5 separate regions of the Homo sapiens genome follow, and regions 2, 3, 4 and 5 are each linked to region 1. A link is a contact called in ENCODE Hi-C or POLR2A ChIA-PET data. All regions are on one chromosome and are shown on one strand. The core of a region is the stretch at or near the end of the contact, and the rest is flanking DNA. Distances in the headings are between cores, read along the strand shown.

Region 1 (2,700 bases), core at 135-2,634:
TCTAAACTTGGCGCATCTTCTGGAAGATGTTGGAGGTGAGGTGGTTTAGTGGATAGTTAATAGGCTTAACCATCTGTTGATGTGAAATTGAGATATATTACTGAGTGCAATGCAAAATTTTATACACATTTAGCTTGCTTTGAAGAAAGACATTATTGGTAATGTTAACAGCAAAAAACAGCTGAGATTGAAAATTAGCGTGGGCTAGGTAACATGTTAAAGTCTTTATGTGTACAGTAGCCTCCCTTATCCGCAGGGAATACCTTCCAAGACTCCCCGGTAGATGCCTGAATCCTGGAATAATGGCGAACCCCACATATAGTTTTTCAATCTGATAACCAAGATGGCTACTAAGTGACTAAGAACCTGGTAGCCTAACAGCATGCATGGACAAAGCGATGATTCACACTGCAGATTTCATCAGGATATCCAGAATGGGCTTGCAATGAAACATTTGAATTGCTTATTTCTGGAATTTTTTACTTAATGTGTTTGGACCTTGGTTGACCCCAGGTAACTGAAATCAGGCTAAGAGAAGCCACAGATGAGGGAAGCCTACTGTATTTTCTTTTCTTTTCTTTTTTTGAAATAGGGTCTGGTTCTGTTGCCCAGGCTTTTCTTATATAATCATCACAAAATTAGCAAATAGGTACACTTAATGTTATTCTTATTATAAAACAGTATTTCGGAAAATGCAAATATTTCTAAAATAGCCCTATTCCCATCCCTATCCATAGGGTATTTTATCCTCTTCGCAGTGCTTTTCTCTCTCTTTTTTTTCCCCTTATTTTCTATGTTCCCCAAGCACCCCCTTCTGGGCATAACACAGTGCCTGCCACAAATAAGAAAAAAAGAAGTTCGGTAAACTTTTGGTCCAGTCAGTGAAGCACCTTGGACCCCATCACCAGACGGTAGGCGCCAAGAGAGCAAGAGTCAGCATGTTTTCTGCTAACCAGAGATTAGCACGATGCCTGGTACAAAGTAGGCGCCCAATAAATAGGTGAAGAAAGAAAAAAAATTAAAAAAAAGGAAGAGAGTGAGGGGAAAGGATGAATGAATGAAGACGTTTGCAGAGGGGCCTAGAAAGAAAGCACTCTGCAAGATTCTCCCTCCTGGTGGCATCAACTCTCAGTTCAAGGTCTATGTCAGCCCTTTCCTTGCCCAGACGCATTGGCCTACAGCAGGGAATGAAGAAAGAACAAAGTCTTTAAAAATGTTCAGAAGAAAGAGAAAACGGCAAGATAAAAGAGAGAAAAAAAAGAAAGAAAGGAACCACCTCCTTCGGGCGGACTAAAAAGGGAAGCCCCAGGAGGCCGGTTGCTAAGGCGACCCTAGGGCCAGAACGGCCCCAGCCCATTGGTTGAGACGCAGGAGCCAATGAGAAGGCGCGATGTTGACGGGGTCCTAAGATGGCTGCTGGGCGACCACTTCCTGACAGGTGAGTACGGCTTATGGAGGGTTGGTTACCCGCCGGTTCGGGCTCCGGCATGATGAGTCTGGGAGGGCCTCTTGTGGGCAGCCGAGGGAGGCGGCATGGGCGGCCTCATAGCTCCTCGGCCGAGCCTCCCGGAGCAGGCTAGAAAAGCCCCCGGCCCGGGGCCGCGGAAGCGACGGCGGGGCCGCCCTCAGCCTTCCTCGAAAGGGGCGTCGCAGCGGCCTCCCCAGCCTGTTATGTGGAGGGGGTTCTCCGTCCCACCCAGGTCAAAGTGAGAGGGGATTGAGGAGGCTGTCGATAGGGAAAACAGGCTCACGTTTACAGTTGCTGTATTCCGGAAAACAGCTCCAGTTAATGGGACTGCCAGCAGGCTAGACATCCTTCGCCGGAATGTGCAGCGCTTAGTTCTGTGCCCGGGAGGGGCTTCTCTCTCTTTTGGGATTGGAGTGTGGCATTGCCGCCAGAAAGCCTGCAGAATTCCGGGTTGTGCAGCCAAGCAGGAACGGTGTACCTTTCTAGACCCATCCTCTTGCAATCTTGGACCCTGTAAGTATTCTCACAGCGGAATCGACTTAAAATGAGCCTTGAACTGTTAACTTGGTTTATTGTCTTTCCATGCAGGATCTTGGGTCTGGGAAAATGTTTTCCAGGCCTCAAGTAAACGAACACTCTCTTTAATTAAAACAGTTGAATACATGCAAAATCTTGCTAAATAAGTAGTTTTTCTGGATTCGCTCTCAGGCCTGTAATTCAGTTGTCCTTTCTGTACCTTTTTTGAGAAAAGGAACACATTCATTTCATAAAAGTAAATAGGATATTTACGTTAATGTTGATGTTAACATGCTTGAAAATAGTAACTATTTTTAAGTCACAGACTCTGATTATGATGTAAATTACAATCTTCAGATTGTTAAATAATTGTGGCTTATAATTAGTATACAAGTGAAATTAATTTTAGATCAGACGAAGTTCAGGCTTCTGGAATTATTTCTAATCAAATACAAAATATAGGAAATAAGACAGCCTTATACGATGAAAATGGAATTTAAATTCTGGAATAGAGATGGAAAACATTTACCCATCGAGCTGCTCAAATATATCTTTTGGGTTTTGATTATAAGCAGCTGTCTGGTTGTCCAGAAAATATGACATTATTACTCAAACCTCTGACTGTGACTTTGACTTTGATGTATGCAACTTAGTATAGCATCTTGCATAGCTTTCTGTACTCAAAAAGTACAGAAAAAAATTCTTAACCAAATTTA
Region 2 (2,700 bases), core at 80-2,579, 1.5 Mb before region 1:
TCACTACCTGTAACTACCATTAGTTTCTCGTATCTCTGCCTTCCCACTCTGCTGTTTTTGGAAACTTCAAACTGCTTTCGCCATTTCTCCCCAGTTATTGTTCTTTATTGTAAATGCTACGTAATTCCCCCATTCTAAGCCACCTGTTTGAGTTACTCTTCCTTGAGTTTTGCCCATATAAGATGTACATGTTACTAAATTTTTCTTTTGCCAATCCGAGCTTTGTGATAAGGGCCGCAGTGGAGAACCTAGAAAGGTAGAAAGATTTTCCCCCCTTCCTACAGCCCCAAGGAGGGTTTGAGACACGGGTTCCGTTTTTTTCCTTCAGCTCCTCACTTTGTAGATTCCATTCAGGTCATTCCCCTTCCGTCACCATGCCCTTTTTTCATTGAGTAGATATATCTGATGGGCCTGGGGTTTTCTTAGGTACATTTCAGGCCCAGGGGAGACACAGTTTCATTCTTTTTTTCTTTTTTATCGGACAGCCTCCTGAACCAGAAGAGGTTCAGAGCGACTCCCACAGTTTCACTCTTGAACTTGGGTATTTTCCAAATTGCCTCAGCAAAAGGCTGCTGTAGTCGGTCTTCGTAGCTTCCTTCTCCAGGGTATCCTAGCGGCGCGCAGTGCAGGAGCCTCGCACCGCTCCCCGACGGCGGCTGCCAGCTTCCAGACAGACGCCGACCCGGTGTTCGCAACCAGGGCGCAGGCCGGGCCCGGAGCGTTTAGAGCGCCCGCCCCTCGGTAAGGAACCGTCCCTGAGCCACAGGGCCTGACGCGACTGCAGAAGGAGCGTGGGGTCCTCCGAGGTTCCCCTTCTCTAAATGTGCACCTTCCTCAGGGAGACCTTGTGCAGCTGAGGGAAAAGTCACCACTCAGGGTTTCGGGCCGGGGACCCAAATAAAAGTGCTGCCATCAGCAAAAAAAGAAAAAAAAGGCACGAAGAGGAGGTGGGCGGATTCCCAAGGCGGTTTCGCCCACTAATTTTGCCCAGAGATGACTCTGAGGTCTCTGAGCTTAATGCTTTTCAGCTGTTGTGCAGACTCGCTTTGCCCTCTTATAAGCCCACTATGGGAGTTCCCGCTACACGCCGGCCCAGGGGTACAAACGACAACGCGCCGCCCTTGGAGCGCGTCGCCGGGCCCCGCGCTGCGCAGCCTCCAGCGGCGCTGCGTGCCCTTCCTTTTGCCCGTCTCCAAGATGGCGGCGCCGCCGCCGCCCCTCCTCCTCGCCGCGCAGAGCCGCGCTGCGCCGCGCGCTCCCGCCGCCCCTCCCCACGCGAGCTCCACCCAGGTCGCAGGCAGCGCGGTCGGCGGCGGCTATTTCCCGCCATTGTGCGAAGTGAAGGCTAGGGGCCCGTACGCGCCCGCCTGACTGTCGCCAGCAGCTCCTCGGCGGCCCCACCGCAGCCGCCGCTCCCTGAGGCGCGGGAGGCCCGCGCCCCGCGGCTCGCTGTGCGTGGGAGGGCGCGAGCGAACGCGGGCGAGGAGCGGCCGAGCCGCTGAAGAGGAGCTGGGCGCCGGCCGCCCGGCCGCGCTCGGCCCGCGGATCGCCTCCGCCCGGTCTTCGCCGGCCCCGGCCCCTGGCGAGATGCCGTGTGGGGAGGATTGGCTCAGCCACCCGCTGGGAATCGTGCAGGGATTCTTCGGTGAGTGGCGGCGCCGGGGGGCGGGCCGGGCGGGCAGCCGAGTTTGCCGGGCCCCGGGGCAGGGCCCCGCCGCGCGGCCCCCACGCGGTACCATCTCGAGGGCTCGCGTGGCCCGAGACGGGGCCCCGGGGCCTGCACCGGCCCCAGCTGGGACAGCCTCTCCCCCGGTCGCAGCAGGCAGGGGCAGGAGCCGGGCCGCAGGTACCTCCCACCTGCCCGAGTCGCAGCTTGGGAGCCGCCAAGGTGAAGTCGTGGGGCGCGGGCTGTGATTCGCGGGCTGTGATTGACGGCCTCGCTCCCAGCCTGTGGCAGGGCCAGGGCCCCGGCCCCGGGCGCAGCAAACTCGGAGGTCCTCGAACCCTGGGGAGGGCCCGCAGAGCCGCGGGGAGGGAAAACCACTTTGCCTGTGGGAAGCCCACAGGATATTTCAAAACTTCCGGTGCGTCGGGGAGTGCTCGCTTGCACAGAAGTTGGTTCTAACTCCTGTGCTACCCTCATTCTCTCTTTCAGAGATAAGATTTAATGTTCATAGCTTAGTTTTCCTGTTGGGATGACTTTAGAACCCATCTAGTCTGGATCTGCTCCTGTGCCAGAGCCAGCAAGAAATATTGAGCTACTTGAGTTTGTACACAGGGCTGAGAATCCTGCAGGCGAGCTTAGTAAATTTTGGTTGCGATTGCTGTTGCTACTTTACTGCGAAGGGTATACGAAGAAAAGTTTATATTTGTTGTCGTTAACTGGGCATTTTGACAACCGTTCCATTCCCCAGTGTCTTTTTACACGTAATGAGTGGCGGAGTCAGATCCAGCTAGAAATCACTGTAGATGGCAACACCTGACTTGTCTGGAGTTAACTTAGAGTTGTAGAGCGGCCTTAGCTCATTGAAAAAAACATCTTGGGGTACTAGAGAGAAAAGGCAGTGGGAAGCTAAATCATCCTCAGCAGCCAAAATCGACGGCAAACAATGTATGGTATTTCTTATAGGAGGGCCTCTAGTGCTTACTCAGGAAGTCCTTATTAATTTACCTGTAATTCTAATTAGTTTAGTTACCTGG
Region 3 (2,707 bases), core at 208-2,707, 1.5 Mb after region 1:
CTGCAGGTAGTTTCTCAGCATCCACTGTGTGCCATGCACTCTGCTGGGTACTAGGGACACAAATGTGGTTTGATTTTTTTTCTTCTGTCACTATGTCCTTTGGGAAAATCATTTAAATTGCACTGGCCACAGGTTCTTTATTTGTAAAATGGGAATCATCATTTTTACCTCGTCGCAGTGGTACTGAGGATTGAGTTACAGTACGCAGCACAAGGGGCTCAGTAAACCCCACACCTCTCCCCTTTGATAGTATAGGCCATGAGTGGGAAAAAGTCATTCGCGGAACATCCTTTATATCAACTGCCTCAATACGACGTGGTTTTGCACCCTGACAGCACATCTGCCTCTTCATAGGACTCCTTCTGCTTGGTGTTCACATTGCCTCCTTGCTTTGCCTTGCCATAGTGCAAACTCCTAGGGGCCCCAGCCACACTGCCTTCCTTACTACTTATAGATCTGGAAGGGAGAAAACGTCTTTGCTTCAGCTGCTCACTGCTTAACGCTAAGGTATGTGCCAGATCTCAGGGCTGGGCAGAGACCCGGAAGGTGAGAAGACAAGGCTTCTGAGCCCAGCAGGGGCTCACAGGCTGCCTAGGGAGGCTGCCTCAAGAGACTACAATACACGAAGGAAATGCTGTAGGAACCCAGAAGGACGGTTGGTCCAGGGCTACGTGGGCAAGGCTTTGGTCTGAATTTTGGAGTTTAGGGCGGGGCTGGTCAGATATTAACTGGCATCCCGGCAGAGGAGCCAGTAGGATGAGGCCCCAGAATAGGCTGAAGCCAAGTTGTAGCAAACGCCAAGGTGTTCATCCTGTGATCAAAGAGGAGCTGCTTAAGGTCGGTGAGCTGAGCTGAGGGCATTAAGGTATGTGTTAAAAATGACAATTGGCAAGCATGGGCGGTGGGCCGGCCCACAAACGGAGAGGCCTCTTAGGCAGCGAGGAAGCCTGCCAGCCCCTGGGCTGCCGCTGCAGGTCAAATACGCCTAGCGCCCTCTTTCCTCCAGCTGCCTCCTTTCTGCCACTTTCTCTGGGGAGATCCCTTCACCCCTGGGTGTCCTTCCCGCTCCTTCCCTCCAGAAGTCTCCTCCGCACACGCAGGCCCAGGGCCCGGGCGGCTGGCATGCGAGATTCTGAGGCGCAGGCGCAGGCGCAAGGCGTTGCCGCAGCGCGGGGCGGGGGGAGAGGGGTTGGCGGGAGGAGAGCGCTTGTCCCAGGTCCCTACCAGGTGCCCGTAGACGTCGGCAGGCTGGAGGTAGAAGGTGGAGTTGAGCAGCTCTTCCAGCCTGCGCGGAACGTCGTTCTCCCGGTAGTACTCCATCGCCTGCTGCTTCAGCTTCTGCAGCTCCCTAGTGGTCCCACAGCTGCGGCCGCCGCCTTCTTCCTCCATGGTAGGAGATTTAAGGCTACAGCGGGGTTTAGCCTGGGGTCCCACGAGCGTCCCTGCTGTCGCTAGGCAACGCAACGTGATCCCGACCCCCAGATCTCGCGTGGCTTCCAGGCCTAGGTTCTTCCTGCGGTAAAAGTCGTTCCCTTTTATTGGAGCTAGGATGGTATTTGCGCTCGCTGCTCTGTCTTTTCTCCCTGCGGCATTAGGTCCGGGGGTTGGGCTCCTCCTAGACTCCCGAGACTAGGGCCCTCCCGGCTTCGTTTTTCACCACTTTTCCCTGGCGATTTTCCAGAGGGGGAAATCTTTAACGACCTCATCAAGCGCGTTTTGCCGGAGCGCGGCAGCCTTAGCTCCGAATTCCGGCTGGGGTCGCGCGCTCGGGTCCCAGTGGCCCAGCGTCTTGGGCCACCCCGCCCTCCCCACGCGCCCCCTTGCTCTCTGCTGTTAGTGAGCTCCTCCGGGTTGCTAAGGCCGCCCGTGCCAGGCAGGCCCACTCTGTTGGGGGAGGGATGTAGGGGCTCAGGGCATCCTTACTGAGCGGTGGCGATCTCAGGAATTCTTTCATTCGGCTCATGTTTATTAACTACCTGCTCTGAGCCGAGCCGTGTGCTGGCTGGGCCTGCTATGATGTCCAGGAGAGAAACGGCCACTTGCCCTTCTCTGGGATATTAGTGGGGGTGAAATCAATGGAATGAAAAAAACCAGTGTGGGTTGAAAATATCTGGGGTGAACCCTAAGGGATGGTTGTGGTTTGGGCAGACCTAAGGATGGGGGATGATTCAGGCAGGACTTGGGGAGGTAAAACGGAAATGGGGGAATGGCCTTGGCTCACGTTCCCTCTCCAGAATGCTGCCTATGTCCTTGCCCTTTTCAATCCGAAGTGCCTTCCTGGCTTCATTGTACCTGCCAGGTATCATGCGATTACAGAACTTAGTGTGCGTCCTCAGTTCTAGATACTTCCTCTGCTGCAGGAGTGGGCGGCGACGGACAGGGTGTTCTTGTTCCACTCACGCCTGTTTATGTTTCCTACCTAAGCAGATCAGTTACAAGATCTGTGCCACACTTTCCCCCCTCTGGAAAACATCATCTTACCTCCTCTGCCTGTTTCCCGAGTCACTTAGTACAAAATGAGGAAGTGAGTGAGAAAGCACTTTGAAACACAGTTATTTTCAATACATGCACGTATGGGTGCAGATGCATAAAAATGTGATGCTATAAGTACTGTTACACAAACCCAGACATGCACCTTCCAAACTTCCTCCGTGTTCTCTCTGCTCTCTTACGGAACGTCTCACTGTCTGTGTGTAATGGACCATCA
Region 4 (2,700 bases), core at 36-2,535, 1.4 Mb before region 1:
TGGGAGGCCAAGGTGGGTGGATCACAGGAGTTCGAGACCAGCCTGGCCAACATGGTGAAACCCTATCTCTACCAAAAACACAAAAATTAGCTGAGTGGGAGGCACCTTGTAATCCCAGCTGCTTGAGAGGCCGAGGCAGGAGAATCACTTGAGCCCAGGAGGCAGAGGTTGCAGTGAGCCAAGATTGCGCCATTGCACTCCAGCCTGGGCGACAGAGCAAGACTCCATCTCACAAAACAAAAACAAAAACAAAAAAAAATTAAGAAGGTGAGCAATGAGCAACAAAAACGTCTAAATTTTGCAGACAGAATAAGAGCCCAAAGGTTGTACACACTGAAAAACAAAACCGAATAGCTATTCATATTTTCCTTAAGGTTTGAGGACAAAGAAGCTCTAGAAGAAGGTTATACTGGAGCCAGAAAGGAAGCATACAAAAATATCCCTATCTATTTTTGTAAAGACAGGGTCTCACTCTGTTGCCCAGGCTGCTCTTGAACTCCGGGCCTCAAGTGATCCTTCTGCCTCAGCCTCCGAAAGTGCTGGAATTATAGACGTACCCCACCACCTGTGGCTGAGTTTCTCTTTCAACCGACAAATAGAACCTTTCTTGGAGTTAGAAAGTAGGAGATCAGGAGCTTCTCACTAATGATGGTGTAATTCAGCAATGGATCCCTTTTCGGGTCATCAGCTTAGTGTCAGTTCCTGGTTCTATCTGACTCATTGCAGTAGTGGGAGGTTTCGAAAACTTGAAGTCAGGAGGGTTTACATCAATTTCACATATTACAAACAACAACAACAACTCACAGCGCTAGGGAGGCATCCCATTCTACTCATCTTTACAACCTGACAAGAACAGGAATACATTCAACAGAAATATTCTTCTCTGCTACGAACAGATTGAAATAAATACCTGAGTTCCTGATAGAATGGAAAATAACAGCTTTCCATAGGTGCGGAATCACCAATGACATCAGAACAAAAATTATTGCTCGGTACCAAGGAGAAAATGTCTTGAGGACAAGATGTGAATAACAAGTTCAGAAGAAGGGAAGGTCAGTCAAAAAAAAAAAAAAAAAAAAAAAGCAGCCTCCTGGGCGACAGAGCAAGACTCAAAAAAAAAAAAAAAACGAAGATGAAGGATGATTATCATGCTACCTCTAAATTTCTACAGCAGGCTCCATAGAGCTCAAAATACTTTAAAGACGTATTTTTATTCTGAAGTAGCAGGAAGGAAATATCAGCAGCGTTTACAGATGTTGAAACTGAAGCATCACATCATTGGGGGATGCCCAGTTCTCCCTGCAGCATCTACTAGCTGTGCAGGATGGGGCCTACAGAGTGAGTTTCTGTCTTTCCTAGGAGCTTACCAACTCAGTCATCAGAAGGTTTCCCCAATCCAAATATATATTATTTTAATGTAAAAATAGAATATGTTGGCAGGGCGTGGTGGCTCACGTCTGTAATCCCAGCACTTTGGGAGGCCAGGGCAGGTGGATCACGAGGTCAGGAGATAGAGACCATCCTGGCTAACACAGTGAAACACCGTCTCTACTAAAAATATAAAAAATCAGCCAGGCATGGTGGCGGGCACCTGTAGTCCCAGCTACTGGGGAGGCTGAGGCAGGAGAATGGCGTGAACCCAACAGGCAGACCTTGCAGTGAGCCGAGATCGTGCCGCTGCACTCCAGCCTGGGCAGCAGTGCAAGACTCCGTCTCAAAAACAAAGAATATGTTAATAATTATATTAAAATTTCCATCAGAAACCTCAAGGCTATTGAGAACCAGGATTAATCTACTGATTACAATAAGAGAGGGGGCTGGGCACAGTGGCTCATGCCTGTAATTCCAGCACTTTGGGAGGCTAAGGTGGGAGGATTTCTTGAGCCCAGGAGTTTGAGACCAGCTTTGGCAACATAGTGAGACCCCATCTCTATAAAACATAAGTGAATTAATAAATAAAATAAGAGAGGGGACAAAGAGATGTGGTCATTTGGTCAGTGTATTGGTTTTCTAGGGCTGCTGTAACAAATGACCATAAAGTGGGTGGCAGTAAACAACAGAAGTGTATTTTCTCACAATTCTGGAGGCTAGAAATCCAAAATCAAGGTGTTGGCTGGGCCAGGCTCCCTCTGAAGGCGCCAAGGGAGAATCCTTCCTTGCCTTTTCCAGCTTCCGCAGGCTGCCTGCAATTCTTGGTGTTCCTTGGCTTGTAGATATATCACTCCAATTTCTGTCTCATTTGTCACACGGCACTCTCCCTGTGTGTCTGTATCAGTGTTCAAATTTTTCTCTTCTTATAAAGGTACCAGTCATTGAACTAGTGTTCCAGTAAAACCTCATCTTAACTTTTTTAGATCTACAAAGGATGTATGTCCAAATAAACTCACATTCATAGGTACCGGGGATTAGGACTTGAGCATATCTTTAAGGGGACATGATTCAGTCAGCAATAATCAGTTTGAAAACAAGATATTACTACCTAGTGGTAAATACACTCAAAACTACCAAAGGCCATGACTCTCCCCCCAAAAATGGAGATAGCATCATCTTTACTGTTGAAATAGCCCAGAATGTCTTTCTGAATAAGCTCTCTCTAGATGTTCTTCCCACCTCTAAGACTCATGATTATCTATGACTTAAAACTTACCGTCTCACAGACTCTCTCTCTATATGCAGCTTTTCCATTACAACATTTTCACA
Region 5 (2,700 bases), core at 91-2,590, 1.4 Mb before region 1:
AACCATCCTATAAGTGATACCACGCTGTGATCTGAAAAGCTCATCTGAACCTTTTATCCTTTTCAATTCATATCATGTAATCCTTCTGTCTAGACTGCACATAAGAATTACAAGTAAGTCTGAAAAGCTCTGGCTCCTTCCTTAAAGAACTCTATCCTCTCGCTTTCCCTAAAGTGGAAGAATCTCTGAGTGATATGAGGAAAGGATTAGCAAGCCAAAAGGGGCAGGTGCCACCCAGCCCCATCTTACAAGAAACTGGACTGTCAGCGCTCTGAGGGCAGGGACTGCTCTGTTTAAACCACGACTGCACACACATTTTCCTAAAGCAAGCTAATTGCAGACTTAAGCCTCTCCGAACAGCTTACATGACACCCAAACATGGACCCACAATACATTTTGTGTCGCACAACATCAAGTCACACAAAAATCTCAAAATTATACATTACAATACAATTTAATTGTGCTGTGGTATTAAAGTCAAAGACAAAGGCTTTAAACCGAGTGCCTATGAGGTAACCACAGTAAAGTCACACCTTTAATAATAAGGGACCAAGAACACACGGGATGGCAACAGGGAGTGAGTGTCCAGCAGAGCCCTAGACGGAACTGGCGCAACCGCTCCAGATCGGAATTCGAACCCAGAACTTCTGGCGAAGGCCATGTAAGAACTACTCCAAGGAGGAAGAGGCCTTTACGGCCAGGTGCACCTTGCTGGAACTTTCTGCCGGAGGGGACCCCCTCCCCTCGGCCTGGGCCCCAAGCCCCAAGGGCGGCCGCGTGACGCGGTGGGAAGGACGAGGGTCGCCAGCCCCTTCTGCTCCGCACTGGGGTAGGGGCTCGGCGCTGTCTCGGAGAAAGGCCAGGCTCCTTCCAGTCAGGGAATAATGACAGCTCGCGCGCTCGCAGCCCGCCCCGCCCCGCCTCACCAGGCCCGCAGGCGGCTCCTCCCGCCCGGCTGAGGGGTCCGGCCGCGCCCCCTCCTCTCCCCGCCCTGGCCCGGGGTGCCCCCCGCCCGCACCGCCAGCCTCACCGGGTCGGAGCTGGAGGCCGCCGTCGCGGCGGCTGCACCACAGCGCGCGCTCGCCCTGCTGCAGGATGTAGTGGTCCTTGGCTTGGAAGAGCTCCATGCTGGCCCCGCGCGCCCAGGGAGGCGGCGGCCCGCGGGCGGCGCACGGGGCGTCCTAGTCGGTCGAGGCCGCCAGAGCCCGCGCCTCGGGGAGCGGCCGGGTAGGAACCGCGCCGAGAAGCAGCGGCAGAGGGAACGCCCCGGGGCACCCGACCGGTAGGAGGAGAACGCGCCCCGGCAGCGGCGGCGGCAGCGGCGGCCGTAGAGGCCTCTCCCCCCCGCTCCTCCCCTTCCCTGGCTCCGCCCCAGGCCCGGCTCCACCCCCTCTGCTGGCTACTCTCCCCGAGCGCCCGGCTCCGCCCCTCAGCCTCCTCCTCCTTTCAGCTCCCTCCCGCTTCCTGCCCTTTCCTCCGCCTTCTCCCGGGTGTCTCCTCCCAGCTCCTCCCCGCGGGTCTTTCCTCCTCCCTCTCGTCCTTCCGCCCGCCCCTCCCGCTCTTGCCCAGGCCCCTCCCCCGGCGCGCCAGCCTTCCTGTCGTGGTCACCGGTGGCAGCTCGGGAGCTCGGCCGAGTCGGTCTGGACTGACCGCCTCCCTCCGCGCGGCCTTGGGGACAGGCGCCCACCGCTGGGGCCTCCCCTCCGTGCAGGGAGGCGCTCACGCTTCGCCAGGCCGAGACCTGAATCCAACCCCACACCCGCTCTCCCGGAGCGGTGCGGGGTACGTTCCCCGCGGGCCTGCGCTGCCTGCCCGTACCGAAACCAGGCGAGACCCCGGGGCCTGGCTACAGGGGTTCATCCCCAGCCAGGCCCACAGCCAAGCGGAGGCGTCTTCTGTTTTCGTATTCCCTATTAGAAGTTTGACAACAGGAGGCATTCAATAAATGCACATCAACGAGGGAAAGCATGTAACAATAGAAAACACACAAGCATTAGCAGCACGCGGCTAAAGAGCGAGGAGGAAGGGAGGAATGTACAGGTGCTGCTGTGTCCCGAATTAAGCAGGGCGGTTTGGAGAAGACTTCACAAATGGAGCCAGTTAATGAAGCAAGCGGAAGGAATATCGTTTGGCGAGGATAAGATGAATGGAGACCCTCTCGGGGAAGGAGGAGTCTCCCCCAAACATCCTTGAGCTCAGTCTGTCTTGAAAAACCAGTTGATATCCTGAACAGAATGGGTCTGGAGAATGAGGCCCCCACTTCCGGGGCCAGTTCGAGGACTATCTAGCTGTGTGATCTTGGGGAAGTCTCTTGGTCTCAGATGGTGGTTGAACTAATGACCTTTTATGACACCCCCAGTTCTATAAATCATTGAGTCTTCCTACTCCTAACTCCTTGCCTTCTCTAATGCCTGAATCGGAAACAAGAGAAAAAGACAAGAAGTAGGAGATGAGAAAAATAAGGCAATACTTTTTTTTTTTTTTTTTTTAGTTTAGGAGCGGAAGTTTATAGGCAAAAGAAAAGGGAGAACAGCTGTCTCTCTTGCGAGAGAGAGGAGTGACCGAATGGGACTTCTCAGAAAGCAATACTTTTAACCTTCTGCTCAAGTAAAAGTGAGAGGGTACAAAAGCAGGAAGGAGTTCCACATGACTAGTTATTCCAGCCCACAGTGTTGAATTTCCATAGCACAGAAAGTCCAA

The links. Hi-C counts contacts between places; a loop is a spot of excess contacts on that map. ChIA-PET counts read pairs that join two places held with the same protein, here RNA polymerase II (POLR2A). Pooled maps may share reads with other maps.
Region 2: a map of CD14-positive monocyte shows a loop between it and region 1 (6-fold over the local background). The contact joins the promoter of MCMBP here to the promoter of FAM204A in region 1. A Hi-C loop is called at or near these places in 2 of 168 maps with a recorded cell type or tissue (CD14-positive monocyte and naive thymus-derived CD4-positive, alpha-beta T cell) and 11 of 50 pooled maps. POLR2A ChIA-PET finds 5 or more read pairs at or near these places in 1 of 52 experiments (activated T-cell).
Region 3: a map of B cell shows a loop between it and region 1 (8-fold over the local background). The contact joins the promoter of ENO4 here to the promoter of FAM204A in region 1. A Hi-C loop is called at or near these places in 1 of 168 maps with a recorded cell type or tissue (B cell), 2 of 37 single-sample maps with no recorded cell type and 3 of 50 pooled maps. POLR2A ChIA-PET finds 5 or more read pairs at or near these places in 1 of 52 experiments (A549).
Region 4: a pooled map shows a loop between it and region 1 (10-fold over the local background). The contact joins the enhancer-like site here to the promoter of FAM204A in region 1. A Hi-C loop is called at or near these places in 1 of 37 single-sample maps with no recorded cell type and 4 of 50 pooled maps. POLR2A ChIA-PET finds 5 or more read pairs at or near these places in 1 of 52 experiments (OCI-LY7).
Region 5: a map of CD4-positive, alpha-beta T cell shows a loop between it and region 1 (12-fold over the local background). The contact joins the promoter of INPP5F here to the promoter of FAM204A in region 1. A Hi-C loop is called at or near these places in 3 of 168 maps with a recorded cell type or tissue (CD4-positive, alpha-beta T cell, CD8-positive, alpha-beta T cell and naive thymus-derived CD4-positive, alpha-beta T cell) and 9 of 50 pooled maps.

Annotation. Positions count from the first base shown.
Region 1 is chr10:118,341,008-118,343,707 of GRCh38, reverse strand. It overlaps FAM204A (family with sequence similarity 204 member A), which reads left to right and starts at 1,384. Exons shown (of 9, transcript NM_022063.3): 1 at 1,384-1,438; 2 at 1,781-1,981. RefSeq lists enhancers at 1,224-1,443, 1,080-1,579.
Region 2 is chr10:119,871,472-119,874,171 of GRCh38, reverse strand. It overlaps MCMBP (minichromosome maintenance complex binding protein), which reads left to right and starts at 1,329. Exons shown (of 16, transcript NM_001256378.2): 1 at 1,329-1,645. The coding sequence starts at 1,588. RefSeq lists enhancers at 800-969, 835-994 and a silencer at 1,225-1,874.
Region 3 is chr10:116,848,249-116,850,955 of GRCh38, reverse strand. It overlaps ENO4 (enolase 4), which reads right to left and starts at 1,457. Exons shown (of 14, transcript NM_001242699.2): 1 at 1,225-1,457. The coding sequence starts at 1,389. It also overlaps a transcript of HSPA12A not described here. RefSeq lists an enhancer at 2,641-2,707.
Region 4 is chr10:119,702,681-119,705,380 of GRCh38, reverse strand. No RefSeq gene overlaps it. Among named protein-coding and RNA genes, the nearest start is that of INPP5F, 22 kb to the left of the region's middle. RefSeq lists enhancers at 424-703, 1,334-1,383, 1,394-1,443. Within about 2 kb of position 1,285, at least 6 of the 41 ENCODE cell types and tissues checked have a DNase peak (open chromatin) inside an H3K27ac peak, as active enhancers do; they include OCI-LY7, where a contact is called at or near this core.
Region 5 is chr10:119,724,690-119,727,389 of GRCh38, reverse strand. It overlaps INPP5F (inositol polyphosphate-5-phosphatase F), which reads right to left and starts at 1,340. Exons shown (of 20, transcript NM_014937.4): 1 at 1,031-1,340. The coding sequence starts at 1,127. RefSeq lists a silencer at 912-1,681 and an enhancer at 2,292-2,341.